Linked DNA regions of Homo sapiens: region 1 is linked to region 2. The links are chromatin loops, found by intact Hi-C in ENCODE. Cell type or tissue: PC-9. All regions are shown on one strand. Each heading gives the region's core, and the rest is flanking DNA. Links, peaks and the distances in the headings are about the cores only.

Region 1 (10,124 bases), core at 1,848-6,847, 250 kb before region 2:
CTATACCCAACAAATACCATCAATCAAATCTCTCAAAATAAACTAAAAAAAAAAAAAACTCATTGATAAAATCCTGGGTTTTTCTGCACAATTATTTCCAAAGCAATGTATCATTTCCAAAGTTTAGTTAGGACCAGCTCAGGACTTCCATGAGTCAACTGATATACCTGAGAAGCATATTCCTTCCTTCCCCCAGCAAGTGTTACTGTGAATACACAGACAGGCACCAGGGATCCAATAGTGGGCAAAGCAGGTAGCCATTGTCACAATGGCTTATGTTTACCAAGGAAGACAGAAATTGATCAAACAATCACTCACATACATAGAACTATTAACTGTGACAAGTGCAATGAAGAAGTAGCATCATACTCTGCAGGCAGTTACTTCCCCTTGGAACTGTGGGCAGGCACAGCTGGGCTTACTCTGTATTCTACATGTAAAGTTGCAGTACTGTGAGTTTTCTCCCATCAAAAGAAAACACTGAATATTATATTCAGGCACCAAACTATCTGTCAAAAATAATCATATGAATAAAACATGGGCCCATAAAGAAGGAGCTGAAAGGGGTAAAGAAGAGAAGCAGAAAGGCAAGTGGGACATGAAGACAGTTAAAGAAATAGGAAACTCAGGAGAAGACGCTGACATCAGGTTTCTGCACTCAGGATTCAAGAACAAGGGAGTGAGGACATGTTCTGTGGGCATGGCAGTGGTGAAGGGCACGTGGTCAGGCATGAGACTTTGTGCAGTTAAAAGGCTCTTGCCCAAAATAAAAGCCTACCTTTGTTTGCAGCTCTGTCCTTTTAAACTGGAACATCACTGTTCAGCATGCTCTTTGCTCTATGCAATTGCAAGCACTTTAGCCTGCTGCCAAATGACGTAGCTGGTCACCAGAGAAGCTGCCGAATGCCGCTGAGCAGGGGGAAGAAAATCCATGGAATTAGTCCTGAACGTTGCAAAAGAAGCTGCACCTCTCAGCTACTGTGTTAAGTCATATTATAATTGTCTCTCGGATCACATGTGAGCTTTTTCCACAGGTGGGATAGAGCCAGGCTTCCCGGTGCCAGCATGGCCCCCCAGGCCTCTACAAACTGGTCTGCAGCTGCTGTGTCACTTGCCCTTGGCAGAATTTAACAAGATAAACTGCTTCCTTGGCATTTAGTTTTACACTTAGCATGGGTTATATTTATACTTTTTGCCTATTGGTGATGACCAACTTGGATGACCCACTTTGAGGTCACCCAAACAACCTAGGCATAACTGATTCAAAAATATCTTTAAAACAATAAATACATCACTGTATGAAAACATGAACACTTCTATTTTCTGAAACAACTATTTAGAGAACACCTTTACTGATAGCTAGAGGCTATGTGGATGAGAAAATTATACCAGTGGGGTGGAGAGCTCCATCATGAAACAAAAATAAGCTTGCATCACAAAACAGAATTCTATGGCCCTTGATTCAGCCGTGTCTGCTTGAGTTTGCATGATTCAAAATGTAGATGTGGTAGTTAATGTCAAACCATCCTTAGGTAACTAGATGTATCCCTACAATGCCCAGGTGAATAACCTGAGATGAAAGCTAGATATTTTTAATGCTTTTATGTTAAATGGAAGGCTGAAGCATGTTTAGCACATTTAGCATCATGTGTAAAAGTGAGGAGAAGGAATATGATCTGAACAGAAACAAATTATCTGTGAATAAAAGAAAAGTGGAATGTCCTGGGTGTGGAGGTTGGCGGCTGGTTCTCAGAGTCTGGGCCTGGGACCAGCAGCATCAGCCATACCTGGGAACTATTTAGAAAAACAAATTCTCAGGTCTCACACCAGACTTACTGAACGAGAAACTCTCTTGAGGGAGCTCAACAACCCATAGTTTAACAAGCTTTCTAGCGATTCTGATGCACACTCATGTTTGAAAGCATCTGAATTAGGACACGAAGACCCAAGTACAAGCGACAGAAAAGCAAGACAGAGCACACCGTCTTCCCCTAAGCAGGATTACGAGGGCAGAACTTCAATGTCTCTAAGGAAAGAAACCCTAATCCTGGAGTCTATAAATTATTAGAGTCTAACAATCTAAACAATTCTGATAAAGAGATGAAAAGTCATTAAAGTAAACTTAAATTGTTTTTCAACTGAATGGGTGACAGACATGATCCCTGTCCTTGTGACATTTGCAGAATTGCTACAAGTTCACTGTAAACAGTGTTTTCATCCCCAAATTCTTAAGTGACTGAAATCAGCCTTAAGCCCAGGCAGCTGAAGTTTTTGTGGTCTGGCAAGTATTTGGTATGACTCTCTTCACCTGAATCTGAGCATTTTCCCTCTGAATCATTCACTGAGTGAGAAGAATTCGAAAAGGAGTTAATAAAATACATTCTTTGTGGTTGGAAATTATAATATCTTCTGATCATAGACTGGCTAAGTCAGTACAAGCAAATGAGATGCAGATAAGAAACATACAACACTTCTACATTGTGTTGTCTAATTATTGTACATATCTAGAGAAATTTCTAGCAGAGGTCACTGGTCAAAGGGCATGTTGAAGACATTAAAAATTCAAGAAGGGAAAAATGTACTATAATAAAATAAGCTTGAGTATAGAGTGAATGTGGTTTGTCCAACCTAAAGCTAAGTGCCAGAGAGATTTCTTCATCCTCCTTACCACCCCAAATATTACAAGCAACTCTGAGATATTAACAAGAAAGAGTTTTATGTGACTGGAAGTTTCCTTTTGCTTTTAAACTCTTTCATTTAGCGTAGATTAAAATGGCACTGTGTGCTTATAAAAGTGACATCTATTTGCTAGTTCAGTTCCCCCAGGCTAGGAAAGTAAATGGATGTTCTGGCAAAAAGTCGTAACTAACCCTCAAAGTTGGTATACCAGCCATGCTTGAGAAACACTTTATTTAGTCAGTGTTTCCTATTATGGAAGATGGTACAAGATTACATTTTGAAAAGACTGGGAATATTCTAATAAAATTTCTTTTTTTGATATGCCTAACTGGTTTTTAAATATTGTTGTGAACCTCATATCTCTCCTACAAATAGACATTTCTAAAGATGCTTCAAAAAAGACAAACAAGGCCAGGCATGGTGGCTCACGCCTGTAATCCCAGCACTTTGGGAGGCCAAGGTGGGCAGATAACGAGGTCAGGAGATCGAGACCATCCTGGCTAACACAGTGAAACCCCATCTCCACTAAAAATACAAAAAATTAGCCAGGTGTGGTGGTGGGCACCTGTAGTCCCAGCTACTCAGGAGGCTGAGGCAGGAGAACGGCTTGAACCCGGGAGGCAGAGCTTGCAGTGAGCCGAGATCGCACCACTGCACTCCAGCCCGGGCGACAGAGTGAGACTCTGTCAAAAAAAAAAAAAAAAAAAAAAAAAAAAAAAGACAACCAAAGATGTTAGCTTCAGAGCCATCATACCAATTTAGTTCCAGCATATAGAAGTTATTTCACTGAAAAACTAACATTTGCTCAGCCAGGCCCAAGAATCTATGAGTCCATATTCAATTTTCTCTGTACATTCTCCTTCCTTCCTTCGTTTCTTCCTTCCCTCTTTCCTTCCTTCTTACCATCCTTCCAAGGATGGCAGCCTATGCTCATATATCTGCCAAAATTTTTGAGGGCACTGAAAAGAAATATACAAAATTAACAATCTAATATTTTCAACCTGCAGCTATAATCAAAACACAGATAATGCTTTAGATGAGCCTAAATTTTGTAACTTTCCCTACCATCTTATACTCACCACCAAGAATAGACAAAATTGTTTATCACTTGTTTTAAGATAATGCAATTTTACTCTGGGGTGCCATGTCATTTCTACAGATCATCAACCAAAGTTCTAGTGTAGTTCACTCCCCAGTGCTCTTCAAAGCTATATAATATGGTATGGAAACTAGTTCAGACCTTGCTAGCCTCATAACTGCTACTGAAGAGAAGATCTCTAAGAAGCATCAGCCCAGAGGGCTGCTCAAAGGAATTCAAGAATGTGGCTGAAGCTAAATTTCCTTGGGGACTTAAAAAGTTGCTGTTATTTGAGCTGGCACATAGCCAGCTTTGTTGTGCTCTGCAGCAAGTAGCTTTGCATAGGGTTAAGAAAGTCAAATTCCTCAAACAGAGGAGGACCCAGGTACCCAGTGAGTCAAGACTATGTCACACACAAACACAGACATATACAGTCTGGAAACCCTGCATTCCTGTAGCACAGTATGTCTCCACCTCAAAAGCATGGTGCTCTTTTGTTTTGTTCTCTTTCTTTCCTTTTCAGCTAAATGGGTTTTGACAGTGATGAGAGCCATGTGGGTGGTTGTCCTTCAGGTTTTGTCAATTGTATAAAACTGACTTGCCATCGTTCACCTTCTTCTAAATTTGCACTTTTCACTATAGGCATGATGTATGTCAAACCTCATTACAATGAAAACCTTTGAAAGATAGACATTTTCATACCTCTTAACTATGATTATGAGTTTTTTTTTATTTAGGCAATACACAATACAATAGGTTTTCCTTTTAACAAAAGTGTCTGGACAATCCTTGGGAGTTAATCTGAAAGAAATTGGTAACTATAAGTAAGGACAAATAATTTTAGAAGAAACCAAGTCTTGTCATTGACATAGCACTTATTTTCTCAATATTATCCCAGAAGTTCTGCTTATCATTTACTGATTTACGTGGAGAAACAACATATGGGAATGTTTCCATGTGAACCTCAATTTGCTTTCTATACCATCTCCTGGTTCCATCTCTTATTTAAACAAGTTATTTTACTTGGATAAACTGCTTGTTATTCTTGTTTTGTTTTGTTTTTACATGAAACGGATAGATTGTCTCTTAATTTCTTTGTCTAATGGGACCCAAATTAATAACACATTCTTCTGAACTTGAAGATATCTATAGCGTCAAGAGCATGAGACCAAATTGGCCAACTGACTCCCTCGTGTAAAATGAGGCAGTTGGCCTTTCTGTTCACTATACCCTAAAATCTCTGATCCCCTAAAATTGCTGATACTCCTCTAAGAGGATCAAATATTCACATTTTCCAATATATTTCATGAGTTTTTTCTATAAGGTCCAAACTATTCCATTTAATTCTGTTTAAACCAATTGATTTGTTGACTTAGTTAACAAATACATATTGAGCATTTGTATGTTCCAGGCATTTTGCTAGATGCTGCCCTTAAGAAGTTCATAGTCTATAATTTTACATATTTTATATCTGATACATATTTATGTTTTTAAAAGCTCCATATACTCTCATGTAGCAATTTCTCCATTTTGTTTATGTGTGTTAGTGTAGACATGCCCAACTAGGTCTAACACCCTTGAAACTACAGATATCTTCAAGTTCAAAAGAAAGTTTTATCAATTTTAGACCTATTAGACAAAGAGATTAAGAGACTGTTTCATATAAAAACAAATAAATCAATAATAAAAAATAATTTATCCAAGCACATTAAGGGAATACTATAGCTATTTTTATCACATTTTTCAGGTAAGGTAGAAATCAGTAATTTAAGTGCCTGATTGTGAGTGAAGATGGGTGGAATGAAATCCAAATGAGATTGGAGAAACATATTTTCCTGCAAATTCTTTCTCACTAATTCTTAACCGTATTTGCCTGGAAGTGCTATGTCACAAATCTTTAACCATTACCAATCATTACTTAAATTTGTACAGAAATCTAGTATAAAGTTAGATCAATCAGGCAAATAAATTCAGATTTCATTTCTGATTATATTTTTATCAAATTCGAATAGGCTTCAAACTCCATTAGCTAGATTTACAATTTCTAATCCAATTCCTGTAAGACCCTATAAAATGACCTATGAGTTACCGGTATTTCTAAGTATGCTAGAATATTATATTATCATTGCTTTCTATCCTGTATCTTAGAAAACACAAAGCTATTCATAGGCATAGACATTTTAACTACATCAGATTTAAGAAACACTAGACACATCACCATGCCTCTGAATATCTCCCCAACTGACAGAAAATCATCTTCTGAATTTCTCTATTAAAGATGCCTTTCTTGGGGCTCAGATGCACAGTCATCAAGAATGGCCTGATTACAATAACGATAGCTATTCATTCAGTGTCTAGGCTGTTATAGATATTGTGATTTCCCTGTATGTATCTAAAACATCCTTATAAAGTATTATCTCATTTTCTTCTAAGATAAAGGAAGTGAAATGAGGGTGGTCACCTAGATGGGATGCAGTGGAGCCAGCATTTAAACCCTATGCTCTTTCACTATGACATCTTGGGTCACTCTATTCAGCCATCATCAGCTTTCAGTAGTCCATTGTAGAATATTTTACTAGATTATTCTTCAAGATGTTTGAAAATAATGCCAGAAATATTTTTAATAGTAGAAAAAAAAACCCAAGTGATGCATCTGGGAAATGGGGCATTTCTCAAGGTGATAATAACTGAGCTTGGTTCTCTAAATAAAGTTATTAGCTAGAAAAAGACACACAACACAAGACTACAAGATTTGGAGAAAACAAATACAATAATAATAGCTAGCATTCACTGAAAACTTACCATGTGCATCCACTGTCCTAAATGCTACCCATATCTTAACTCATTTAAGCCTTTAAGATCAGAGAAATATACCAAATTTGGAGAAATCTCAGGGAAACAAGTAGACAAGAAAATAAGAACATTCCAAGCAAACTCTTCCTACTTCAGGGACACTCCTTTGCCTAGACAGATACCTTGAAAAGTGACCCTGTAACTATCTGGACACATCACACTCTTCTAACCAAGAACCTACAACCTTAAATAAAGTATATTACCTATATAAGAAGCAGAGACAAATCCAGGTTTGCTGGGCTTAACAGTTATGCAATTTGGGAGTCCCCTCACTAAGAAAAAGAGTACAAAATTGTGGATGCAAAAGTGCTTGTGAAAATCACTGTGTTCATAACTGATTGCTAGTATTTTATGTTTTTTTAATTTTACAAGAACATATGATCACATCAATGCACCTCAAGAGCTCTTGTTGAGACTTGGAAGGGGCCCGAGCAAGTGAGGAGTCTAAAGCTTGAGTTTCATTTACTTCACAGTATATCTGCTTCTGACAACAAGCAAGACTGAAGTTAATCCATTTAGCATGATGATGAAAATGAAGTCATCAATGAAGTTGCAAGCTTAGGATATCCTTCACATTAACCACCAGTAGCCCAACTATTTAACTAAAGGAACTTTGTAATATCTGGACTCAGAAACTGAGATAAATGCCATAACCAATCATCCAACCGGAGACTGAGGTACATGTAATCAGGTTCAAAAGTGACTCTAAAGGTACTTGCCTGGCAGCATGACAAAGTGGCATATTATTACACTCCTTAAACACTTTGTGAGAAGCAGCAATCACGTCTCCCTCCTAAATGTATCCAAACACATCAGAGCATTAGACAAACAACTCTAGACATTTACCACATTTCCATTCTTGTATATTGACCCAAGGGATAGGGAGGGACAAGGCTTGGTGAGGCAGAGAGCATCCTGTTACACATAACCCACCCAAAAGTACAGAATTCATTTCTTGAATTGCTATGACACCCTGGGCCCCTTTGTTTCTCAATAATAGATGGACTCATGTTTCCTTCCACCTTATAAAAATTCCCTTAGAAGGAATTTAAATGCAGTCTGTGAGCATTAAAACATTCTTTACTGGGACCACCCATTCATAATGCTACCCTAGAAAAGATAAAGAAAAATGAAATCTAGATATAAGAACCAAAGGGATCAGGTGAACAGGATCTTAATCACTTCCACAGAGAATAAGCTAGTGAAATGAACTAGCATGGTTTTCCCTTCAAAAGCAATCCTGAAATGAAAGAAAAATGTCTTATGTTGGGTGAAACATACATTTTTAGATGGTAGACACAAACTGAATTATTTGCACCCTTAGATTTTTTGAAGGCCAGAGAGATCAAACATTTCCCTGCTGTTTGTTTGATTTGGTCTGAGGTGAAGCCAAGAGATGTGGTGATGGAAGCTTGGAAAAACAATTAAAAAGAAATGTATGCAGTGGTTTTTCTGGGATCCTAATTAACTGGCCCATTTCTAGGTAACATTAGGGAAGTTGTGGGCTGTGATTATTATCTCTTTAAAGTCCTAATTAAAATGTCAAACTGTAAGGTAGAAAGTCTTCAAAGCTGCATGTAATTTGATTGTGTTGGCTTATTGGAAAAATGGCCTTGGAAATACAAATAAACCAGCCACTAAAAAGATCCCAGAAGTCCAGGCTTTTTTCCAGAAGTATAATCTGTTGAACCAATAGCATTTTATAACTAACCACTCACCAAGTGGTAGACATCCAAATGTCAAAGCCTGTTTCATAACATGGTAACACATAACATGCTGCAGAAGAATGCCTCTCCATTGCATATTTCGGTTTGAAAAGGGTGTTTGGGGTTAGTTCACCTACAAATGCTTATGTGCTTATCACCCAGACTTAAATGTTCTTACTTGGTGAGCTTCAGAAGTTGCCGGCACCCTACCCACTTTCCAAATTAGTCTGCTAGAGTTTTGTAGCTCTAAAAGAATCCCTGCATACTGTGGCAGACTTCTGTTATTCTGAAGTATCAAAATCTCAGCAGAATGAATTCCCTATCACATCTGTGCATGGGTATTAGAGAAGCTGCCCCTCACTTATAAAACTCAGGCAGATATGACACGTTGAGATGTTAGTAAGAAAAAAAAGCCAATCAAAAACTGGCTTAAACAACAAAGACACTGGTTGTCACATAGCAAGTACAGCAGTGAATACAATATCTCAACGACATCAAATGACCTACTTTCTTTCGATTTTTCCACATTGCCATTCTCAGACAGTCAGCTGCTCCTCTCATCATCACACTGTGGTTACATCAGTTCTACGCATCGTCTCCTTATAACCATTTTGAAAGGGAGGAAAACAGGAATGTTGCCTCCCATGCATGTCCTTTTATCCTTTCCTAGAAACCCTTCAGCACACTTGCCACCACACTTCATTCTCCATAGTTGTATCATATGCCCATGCCTAAACCAATCATGTTCTTTCAATGGCAATTACTGTGACTAGAGAGCTAATCAAGACTCATCTCCACTCCCACAGCTAAGGAGGGATTCAGTCTCCCCTGATGTACATGCATGTCATACTGATATTGAAAAACAAATTATAAGTGTATTTGCAAGAAAAAAATGGAAGAAACGCTGGGTAGGACACCAACATTGCCCACCCCAGTAAGTGGTACATCTACTGCATCACTGTCAGTAGGTTCCAGGCGTGGGCAGATTTGTATTGACATGTTGATCACAGTCTCTCTTCTATCTCCACTCATGGCAACATGTTTATAAAATACCTAGTCAAGGCCTTTGGCCATGAATAAAAGAAAAAATTATTTCCACCTTGAAATTCCTCTATTCATTCACTTGTTTATTCACAAATATAGATTGAGCAGGCCCTGTACTCGACATAACAAGAACAAGCAAGACATGATCCGTAATAGGAGTCAGCTTATAGTCCAGTGGAGAGAATACATAAAGGCAAATGAGCAGTGTCATATCCCCTTTGATGGGGAATGTACAGTACTCTAAAGTACTTTAATAGTAAAGTATCATAAATGCTTTGATAGCAAAAGTCCTGGGGAATATAGATGCACATAGATGTACTTTATCCAGTTTCCTAGATGAAGAGATCACTGAGGTAAGAAACGAAGATACAAAGGTGAGTTGTAAGTAGAAAGACTTAAAAGGAGACTAAAGGAACCCTCCAACCTTGGTGCTTCTCTAATTAACTTCGACTAATTTAGCTAACTTCTCAAGAATACCTATACTGCTAAAACAGCGATTCTTAAATTGGAGTACATGAATGTAATTCAGAAGATGAGTAAACTTAAAGAATAAAAAAAATACATCCTTGTTTTATTAACGCAACTGAAATTTAAGATTTTTTTTTCAATAATAAAAATATTGGCAAATAATCAATCTGTACTACAGGGTCCCAGACTTAGGATTTTACTTATACCGGACTTGTGATTTTTCAACTTTACAATGGTGCAAAAGCAATTTGCATTCAGTAGAAACTATACTTCAGATTTTGAATTTTGGTTTTTTC
Region 2 (10,124 bases), core at 2,818-7,817:
CCACACCTAGGACAAGCAAGACTTCCCACTACGTATTCCCATCCACAGTTTGGACTATGGATTTTAAAAAGTGGGGATCAGACTTATCTCATTCACCACTGTATCTTCTTTGCATAGCTCATTGTCTGGTTCAAACCAGGTCCTCAATAAATAATTAAATAAATGACTACCTGTTTCTAGTTAAAATAAATGTGTGCCCATGGGAGGTGTCCCATCCATTCTTGGTATTAAAAAAATGTGAATCCCTATGTCTAAGTATCAAACCCTGGACCACAATGAATTCATCAAGAGCTATGTACAGGGCCCTCTTGGACCATGGAGTCTTTCCTGGGTATTCATGCCTAAGGTAGGAAGTACCTAAGCCATGCATATCTTCCTTAATATTTGAAATATCAACAATTTCCCACGACTGGAAAGCCATATATGAAGGAGATGAGGCTAGAAATTTGGGTCACTAGGGATCCTGCCTGCTGCGTTACTAAGTTTAGATTACATCCTACAGAAAATGAGAATTACTATAAGATTTAAGTTTAGGCAAGTCATGATTAATTGGTGTTTAAGATGTACTTGTTAGATTGCTTTCAGAGGAATAACTGTTGAGAAACAAAGATTCTTGCTGGAAAGCCATAATGCCAACTTTGACTTTACACTCACTACATTCTAATAGATGAGTGAGTCTTTAATGTTTTCCTCTTGACAACATTTTTTGGATTGATGCCAGATTCCCGAAGGGCATTTCTGGATGGAAAGTTTTAAAGCAATAAAAATGTTCTCCAAGGACATAAGACTATTTTTAAAAGTTTTGAAAGTGGTACTAATATCAATATAGATGTTTATTGGAGACACAGGTAGAAAACAAGAAAAGCAAAGTAATATTTTTGAATATATTTTTCAATATTTTGTATTTCACAATTGGTGAGTTACGCTTAGTAGGCATTTTTTCCAGGTTGTATAAATAAGAAAATGTAACTAACATGTTATTCTCCCTTTATCCTGGTAATCATTTTTTCCCAACTTCTAATTTGGAGAAGCCAACCTCGCAAGTTTAGTTAATTTTATCTCTGTGTTTTGCCCCCACTTTTCCCTATTCTCCTACAATTGTCACTCACATGTCTTTTTTTCCATTTCCACAGGTACCACTTCAGCTTACCTCCCGATGCCTGAATTGTAACAAAAGCCTTCCAACAGTTTCCTTCTCTACATTTTCTCTCCTCTCTGGTATATTCCCAACACAGATGTCAGGATAACTTCCCTTATATAATTTTCATCACATTTTCTCTTTCAGATAAGAACCACCAGTTGCTTCCCACTGCCTGGTTTATCAGTGTGCGTTCACCATAATGTTTGTGGTAGGCCACTAATATATGACCTTGCTCCCAGACGACCAGGCCTCCAAATTTATAACTTAGTACAGTGTCTTCTAAAATATCTCCTCTTTTCGTAGAAGCCAGTTCTCTCTGATCAATCCCTTTATTTGGCCTGCTCGTTCTAGCTACCTATAATGCCTGCTTCTCAAGAGCCTTATAGAAATGTTTCTGGCTTTATCTCATACACCTCTGATCACTTCCGCAATCTGTCCGTGAAAATTCATTGCAATGTTCTCCTTGGAGTCCATACTCAATTATAGATGAGACACTTGCTAAGTGAATTTCTCTTTGATTTTGAATGAGAATAGACCCCACACACAGAATTCAATGCACAGTACATTATAAGATGAATTGACATCATCACTATCACGCAGTCCCAATGCATCCAAATGCCAACTCCACTGGGGGTAAAAAAAGAACAAAAAAACCCCCAAATAAACAAAAAACTAGGTCCTTCTAGTGTCATCCCAGAACTGAAACATGACCCTGTTATTGCATTTGTTAACTTGTTATATAGTCCTTGAGGCTAAAATTTACGCTGCAAGAAGAGTTTCTTCTTGTGTAGAGGATACAGCGCCACACAATAACAATGACTGACATTAGTAGGTTTTCAATAAATTAATCAATCCATCCAGTTAATAAGGAGTATACATTATGTGTCAGGTATTGTCTTATGTAAAGCAGATTTATCAGCGAACAAAGGAACTTAATTCTGGTGACTTGTTAGTTTCCTCCTAAAGGTTGAGCCTCCCTACTGTGAACATTTGAAATCCAAAACACCCTAAAATCTGAACCTTTTTGAACACTGACATGATGCCACAGTGGAAAATTCCACACCTGACTTCGTGATAGGCTGCAGTCAAAATGCAGGTGCACAACACACAGTTTATTCAGTGTCCTCAAGGGAAAAATACAGCTATCTTCAGGCTATGTGTATAAGGTGTATATGAAACATAAATGAATTTTGTGTTTAGATTTGGGTCCCATCCCTGAGATTTCTCATTATGTATATGCAAATATTCCAAAATCCAATTTTTAAAAAATCCCAAATCTGAAACGCTTCTGGTCCCAAGCATTTTGGTTCAGGGATACTCAAGTGTACTTATTGCTACTTATTTGTTCACTTGTTTTCTGAAATATTCTATGGCTATGACTGCATCTTATGCTTTTTTGATATTACTCCACAGAATGGGAGCTGTTTGCATACATGGTAGTCAGTGACTATTTGCTAAATAGTTGCATGGAATGTTAGAAACCTAATGACTTAGTAAAACTTATAAATAAGTGAGACTACTGCCCCCTAGCCTAAAATTCATTCCCTGCGCTCACTCAACATCATAGTTCTTTAGGAAGACAAGTTGTTCTATAGCATAAAGATACAACCTATTTAGATAGTCTAAAGATTCTCCTCTGTTTCTCAAATACAGTCAGTTATGCAGCTCAAAATGCCTCTCATTTTCCTGCTTTTTTTTCTTCTACTATTGTTGCCTCCAGGCTTTGCAGAAACACATGTTATTCTCCCCCTAAAATCTGTTCCTCTTCTAGTTTTCTCTCTGCCAGCAATGGCACCACACAGTCTTTTGGTTTTGCACCAGAGAATTAGAGATGAACCCCTCATCTCTAATCTATCACAAGTTTCCTCAGATTTAAACTCTCAAATCAAGATGTTTCTCACCATTTCCATTACTATTGTCCCCAGCTAATATTATATTCTTCCTGGGACTGGAATTAGTCTCCTAAATGGCCTCCCCATTTCCATTTTTCCCCCCAACTCTTCTCCACATTACTGAATTTTCCATTGAAAATACAAATTTGGCCAGGCACGGTGGCTCACACCTGTAATCCCAGCACTTTGGGAGGCCAACACGGGCAGATCACCTGAGGTCGGGAGTTCGAGACCAGCCTGACCAACGTGGAGAAACCCTGTCTCTACTAAAAATACAAAATTAGCCAGGCGTGGTGGCACATGCCTGTAATCCCAGCTACTAGGAAGGCTAAGGCAGGAGAATCGCTTGAACCCAGGAGGCGGAGGTTGTGGTGAGCCAAGATCGGGCCATTGTACTCCAGCCTGGACATCAAGAGCGAAACTCCGTCTTTAAAAAAAAAAAAAAGAAAAGAAAATACAAATCTGTCCATGTATTCCCAGCCTGCTTAAAACCCTGCAATCAGAGCTCTTAGAATAAAACTAAAATTTTTAACATGGTCCATTCTACCCATGGTAAGCAGAATTTTGGCCCCCAAAGATACCCATATCCCTGGAGCCATGTTATGCAAGGGGATATTAAGGTTGTGAATCAGTTGACCTCCAGATATGGCAATTTGTCCTGGATTACCGAGGATGACCTAATGTAATCAGGAAAATCCTTAAAAGTAGAAAAGAGAAGCAGAAGAGCCAGAGAAGGAGATGCAAGGACAGAAAAAAGATGAGACCTTGAAAGGAGAATTCAATCCATCTCATTTTCTCAATTTTCATCTCATTTATAAATTCTATAAAGTTAAGGGCTGCGTTTGCTTTTTTGCCTACCAATGTATCCATTGCAGACACTCAGTAAATAGTTTCTAAATGCATAAAGAAACTACTCCGGATAAGAACTCTTACATTTTTATCAGATAAATCACTGTATTACTTAAATATGCTTATCTTCTTTATAAAAACTGAATGGTGCCCCTAAAAAGAGACCAGGTCTTAAACCGTGAAACCTGTGAATGTTATCCTATCAGTAACATCTTTGCAGATGTGATTAAATTAAGGTCCTTGAAATGAGGTTATCCTGGATTATCCAGTTGGGCACCATATGTCATCCCAAGTGTCCTTATAAAAGAAAAAGAGAGAGAGATGAGACACAGAAAAGAACACAGTGTAACAAGAGAGGGGCGTATGTAGACGTGGCCACAAGTCAAGAAATGCCAGCAGTCACCAGATGCTGGAAGAGGCAAGAAAAGGGTTCTCCCTTAGGGTTTTCAGAGGGAGTCAGGTCCTGCTGACACTTTGATTTTGGCTCAGCAAAACTGACTTCAGACTTCTGGCCTCCAAAACCTACGACAGGATACATTTCTGTTCTTTTAAGCCAATATGTTTTTGATAATTTGTTACCACAGCCACAGGAACTAAACGAATACACTCTCCTTTGGATTTCTAATCATCTCTTTCCTTTCTGGAATGCCCTTCTTCCTTCTCTTCATATTTCAATAAATGTTTACTAAATAAAGAACAATGAATGGCCAAATCGTATAGTTCCTCCAAGTGTCATTTCTTTCATAAAGCATTCTCTGAATACTTTAGGCCACGTAAAACTCTCCCATCTGTGTGCAAAGATAATACATGTTATATAATTTTGCAATCTGGGACTTGTAAACCCACTGGTATATTTTTCTTATTATCCCAAAGAAGCAATGCTGTGTTTAATTTTTCCTGGTGTCCCTCAAACTGTGCACGAAGCCCAATCTATGGGCACAGAGGACCTGGAATGCTCTTCCCCCGATGTGCGTAGGGCTCTGTAGTTCACTTCCTTCAGATGCTTGCTCCATTGTCAACTTATCAGAGAGGACTTTGCTGACCCCTCATCCCTCTACTTTCTTACCGTACTGTATTCTACTCTAGAACACTTTTCATACCACCTGATTTATTTTTTATATACGATGTCTTTTACCCTTCTACAATGAGACAGCGAATTCCAACACGGTAGGGGCAGTGACTAGCATATAGTAGGAATTCAGTAAATGTTTATTGGGTGAATCACTGAATATAAGGAAATGCCTAAATCTTTCTATTGCCATCAGTTGACTAAGTAGTCTGAACACAGGTCATTAAAATGGTAGCTCCTAACATTTCAAATACTATCTCTGAATTTGATCAAGACTCAGAATTTCAACTCCAGTAGCCCCTTTATTAGGTTTTAGAAGTCAATGACTCATTACGAAACCACTTAGGTTAAAAAAAGAAGTCTTTTTCTTTCATTTGGTTACAAGGAAGTATTGAAAGTTGAGATGAGAAGAATAAATTATGGAATGCAGCTCCCTGTCTAATATTTGCATTATTATGTTTCAGACATACATTGCTTAATACAATGTTAAGCAATAACAAATCAACGGTGGAGTGAACTAACTTAAAAAATGGTATTTAACCAAAAAAAATCTGTATTAATATTATATTCTTTATTCTATTTCCACAAATGAGATTCAAATTCATTTTACTTTCAAATAACTAAAATGTTTGATTGTGAAGCTATTATACAAAAATAATTCAGATAATCCTCATTCTAGCAGATACATACAAGATGTAGCTCAGAAGCTGAGTTCAGACAAAACAATTTTATGCAAAGGCTAACAAACATATGGGATAAGTTACCAAAAGAGAATTGCTGAAACAAGAAACACCAATATGTTCTACTGAGAACAAGGCGGGTATTTACATATGATCCAAATGAGGGGTGTGGAAGAAGAGTAAAATAAAAATTTAAGACCACTGGAATTCTCCCCAGCAATGTGTGCCTGAAGTAAACTCATTGTCTTTACTATAATTAAAAGACAATAAAGTATTCTATGACCTTCTTAAATATGTTTATTGTTGACATTTGTTAGATCCCTTATAATGAAATCTGTGGACCACCCAAATCCTGTTATTCTAATATAATTTGTCTAAAATTAACACATTATTGAAAATCATATTCTTAGTTTGTACATCTTAGAAACAGCTGATTACCCTCTTTCTGTGATGACTAGTCTTTACCTTGTGGGGTAAAAAAGAGAAATTGAGGAGATAATTCAAACTTCCCCACTCCTTTGAGCAGAACTATAATCTTAAATGGAGCAACAGTTTGTTTTGATGAAGGAGTAAGAAGGTTGACTAGCAATTATTTCATGCTGTCAAATTTGAAGAACAAACAACCAAGTTAAACGCAGTCTCTCCAAAAACAAAGGCAAATAACACATAATCAAATTCTTTCTTATAGAAAGTGACTTTTCCATGAACTGAGACCAAAGAAAGCACTCACTGAATGAAATTTATAGTAACCAGAATAACAAAGCATTGTCTCAAACTTTCATCCTCTGGAATATGGAAAAATTCTTATTATTTTACTTTGAAAGAATATTCAGTAATGGAACTTATTGTAAATGTGAAAGATCTCTCTGTGATTAGTTAGTTCAGCTAGCTAGATCAAAACACAAATAAGTCTGAATCAGGTATATAGGACACACTCTCATCTTTCTTTTCTAGCACATAAAATATGTCATTAGTGATAGGTAGGACCAAACCAGAGATAAAGGGAAAACTATTTTTTAATCCATCATCATTATTGCTAAAACAAACAAACAAAATAAAAAGTTCATGATCTATTAATAATGGGTGAATACTACTTCATTCAAATATTATTTTGACTGTCTCATTTTCTATTAATTCTTCAAGCTACTATAAAAGGGCTCTCATTTATTCTTAAAAGCACCATTTCCCTGCCAACTTCTGAGTCCAATGGACATTTTAAATTGCTTCCTAACTTGACCTGTCTGCTACACAGAATACTATGAACCATATCCTCAATTTTTCTATTTTTTCCACAGCAACATCCTCTCCTTTTACCTCTCCAATACCTCATTTCTCTATATGCTTTTCTGGTTCTACTTCTTTTACCATCCCCTTCAATGTGAATCCTCTCCAGGGTTCTATCTAAAACTCTCTTCTTATTCTAGACTTAACCTCTAAACAACAACAAATATGAAAACGGCTCTGACAAGTACCCATATAAAAAGAACTCCCAAATTGGCCCTCCCAAAAGAAACCACCCTTTTGCTGATTTTACGATCAAAATTCCAATAGTTTATTAGAAAACTTGGCCCACATATCTTAAGGGTACTTCAAAAACAGCATCTAAATCTAAACTTGTTATTGTCTTCTATTTTCCCAGAGATTGAAGAGCATGAGTTTTGAAGCCAGATAAATATCCAGCTCTGTCACCACCTAGTTACACAGCTTTAATTAATGCATTTACATTCCTTGAGAATTGCTTCCTAGCTACTTTGAAGGGCCATTATTATGAGAATTAAATTTGATTATATAATGGCCCTTCACAAACATGTTCCCGAGTTTAGTTTTCTCTTTTTTGTAGACCCTCTCCGAGGACCTTACAGTCATTCCAGAAATTTCTACTTCTCTCTGCATCCATAACCAATAGTAACACAATCTAAACCATTAACCATCTTCATATCTCCAGCATTTACCCCTTCTGTATAACTACTGCTCTCATTTTAGGTGGATGCCTCCTCATTCTCTAATGCAACTGCCCATGTATATCCCTGCTTCTAACTGAATCTTTAAACCACTCCTCTGAAATAAAAAATACTGTGACTTCTTGATGTTCAAGGGCTAATGTTTTATGTTCTTAACATAGGGCCAGCGTGCCCTTTCCACTTGGCCTCCACCTGCCTTTTCAAGTTTTATCAAGTACCAGTTTCCCTGGTACCATATGCTACAGTCACCAACTACTGATGTTGTATGGCCTGTGCCCTATCAAAGGTGCAGAACCTGTCTTTGCGCCTTTTTCCTAGAATCGGATACAGTGCCTGGTAGAAAGTATGCACAGAACAAATGCTTGTTGAATTAAAAGTTTCTACGGCTTAATACTGATTTTTAAAGTATTTATGGCTGCTGAAAGAGTGCTTTCTGAGACCTAATGTGAACGTAATATTAAAAGGTCAAAAAAGGATTTTTTTCTCCTTACTCAAGACTAATTATCCCAACAGTGAAAGAAAACTCTATTATAAGTAATTAAAATAGCCGTACCAGAACAGCTTAGTAATACAATTCAATTAAATTAAGCAATATATGTTAGGGACAGACAAAATATTATACAAAGAGAGAGAGAAGGCCAAGGCGGGTGGATCATGAGGTCAGGAGATCGAGACCATCCTGGCTAACGTGGTGAAACCCCATCTCTACTAAAAAATATAAAAAATTAGCTGGGCGTGGTGGCGGGCACCTGTAGTCCCAGCTACTCCGGAGGCTGAGGCAGAAGAATGATGTGAACCCGGGAGGCGGAGCTTGCAGTGAGCCAAGATAGTGCCACTGCACTCCAGCCTGGGCGACAGAGTGAGACTCCGTTTCAAAAAAAAAAAAGAAGAGAGAGACAGCCCTACCTTAAACATAAGCTACAAACTGCTGTGATTCCATCAGCCTACAGACATTTCAGCAGTAGTTACAGAGGGGACTGACAAGAAGCAGTTTGTCTGAAAGATGGAGGAGACACGTAGAAACACCTCATTCTAAGAAAAGAGGGGATCAAGTTTTGTCCATTAATAAAGCTTTAGCAATAACAAAAATGAATAATTCTTAGTAGAACATGGGATGTGTAATTAGGATTCATTGCCAGTCCAGAGATAAAGGAGAGATATCAGTGACTTAAGAATGAGAGAGACAAGGCTGGTGCTATGGCTCTCACCTGAAACCCCAGACTTTGAGAGGCCAATGCAGGAAGACTGCTTGAGGCCAGGAGTTCAGGACCAGCCTAGGTAACATAGTGAGACCCTGCTTCTATAAAAAATAAAAAGGCTAGCCAGGCATAGGGGTGCATGCTTGTGGTCCCAACTGTTTGGGAGGCTGAGGCAAGAGGACTGCTTGAGCCCAGAAAGTCAAGGTTGCAGTAAGCCTGGGCAACAGGTGAGACTCCATCTCTAAAACAAACAAACAAAGAAAAAGAGAGAGAGAGAGATTTAAAATAAACTTGTAAGAAATGTTTCATTAAAAGAATTAAAAAGTTATTAGAAAACTTGACCCCCTTTTTTTTTTTTTGAGACAGAGTCTTGCTCTGTCACCCAGGCTGGAATGCGGCGGCGCGACCTCAGCTCACTACAACCTCAGCCTCCCAGTTCAGGCAATTCTCCTGCCTCAGCCTCCCGAGTAGCTGGGACTACAGGCACGTGCCACCACGCCTGGCTAATTTTTTGTATTTTTAGTAGAAGCAGGGTTTCACCGTGTTAGCCAGGATGGTCTGGATCTCCTGACCTCGTGATCTGCCTGCCTCAGCCTCCCAAAGTGCTGGGATTACAGGCGTGAGCCACCGCGCCCGGCTGACCCACATATATTAAGGGTACCTCAAAAACAGCATCTAAATCTAAACTTGTTATCCACTATTATTTTCCCAAAGATCGAAGAGCATGAGTTCAAATCAATCCTCAATCTTTTTAAATCATCAGGAAAATCAAGTGGCAAAAAACAGTGCCTTAAAACCTAATTTAACTAGATAAACCCAAAGAATGCCATGTGGTTCCTTAAGTTTCTAATGCATCAGCAGTGGCACCAGTGAGGAGTACACAGCCCTGTGGGAGATGGTGGCCATGCCCATCAATAATGGAGGCCAGCGGCACCACAGCAGTCAGCAGGGACAGCTGGGAGGCCTCTGCAAATGTGGGGTGCAACACAACTAAGCAATGAGGCTTAAGAATTGTGGTGGCTGGCCGGGTGTGGTGGTTCACGCCTGTAATCCCAACACTTTGGGAGGTCAAGATGGGTGGATCATGAGGTCAGGAGATCAAGACCAGTCTGGCCAACAGGGTCATCTCTGCTAAAAATACAAAAATTAGTCGGGTGCAGCGGCGAGCACCTGTAATCCCAGCTACTCGGGAGGCTCAGGCCGGAGAATCACTTGAACCTGGGAAGCGAAGGTTACAGTGAGCTGAGATCACGCCACTGCACTCTAACCTGGGCATCAGAGCAAGACTCCATCTCAAAAAAATCGTGGTGGTACATGGAATACACACAGCAAT

What was found. A loop is a pair of places that touch in the nucleus more often than their neighbours do. Peaks named below come from ENCODE experiments on the same cell type or tissue, not always from the same donor. Only the 100,000 strongest peaks of a DNase experiment are listed, where the experiment ranks them.
Region 1: a loop joins it to region 2, with 14 times the contacts of the local background. A loop is called at or near these places in 1 of 110 quality-filtered maps.

What each region holds. Positions count from the first base shown.
Region 1 is chr14:80,386,900-80,397,023 of GRCh38, forward strand. It overlaps DIO2-AS1 (DIO2 antisense RNA 1), which reads left to right. Exons shown (of 9, transcript NR_038355.1): 6 at 7,084-7,287. Among named protein-coding and RNA genes, the nearest start is that of DIO2, 180 kb to the left of the region's middle. In PC-9, for the core only: no CTCF peak of the experiment used is centred there; DNase peaks (open chromatin) are centred at 2,302 and 4,132; H3K4me3 peaks cover 429 bases; H3K27ac peaks cover 2,858 bases.
Region 2 is chr14:80,633,624-80,643,747 of GRCh38, forward strand. All of the region lies in intron 19 of CEP128 (centrosomal protein 128), which reads right to left. Among named protein-coding and RNA genes, the nearest start is that of CEP128, 300 kb to the right of the region's middle. RefSeq lists an enhancer at 4,894-5,063. In PC-9, for the core only: no CTCF peak of the experiment used is centred there; a DNase peak (open chromatin) is centred at 5,188; H3K4me3 peaks cover 1,856 bases; H3K27ac peaks cover 4,859 bases.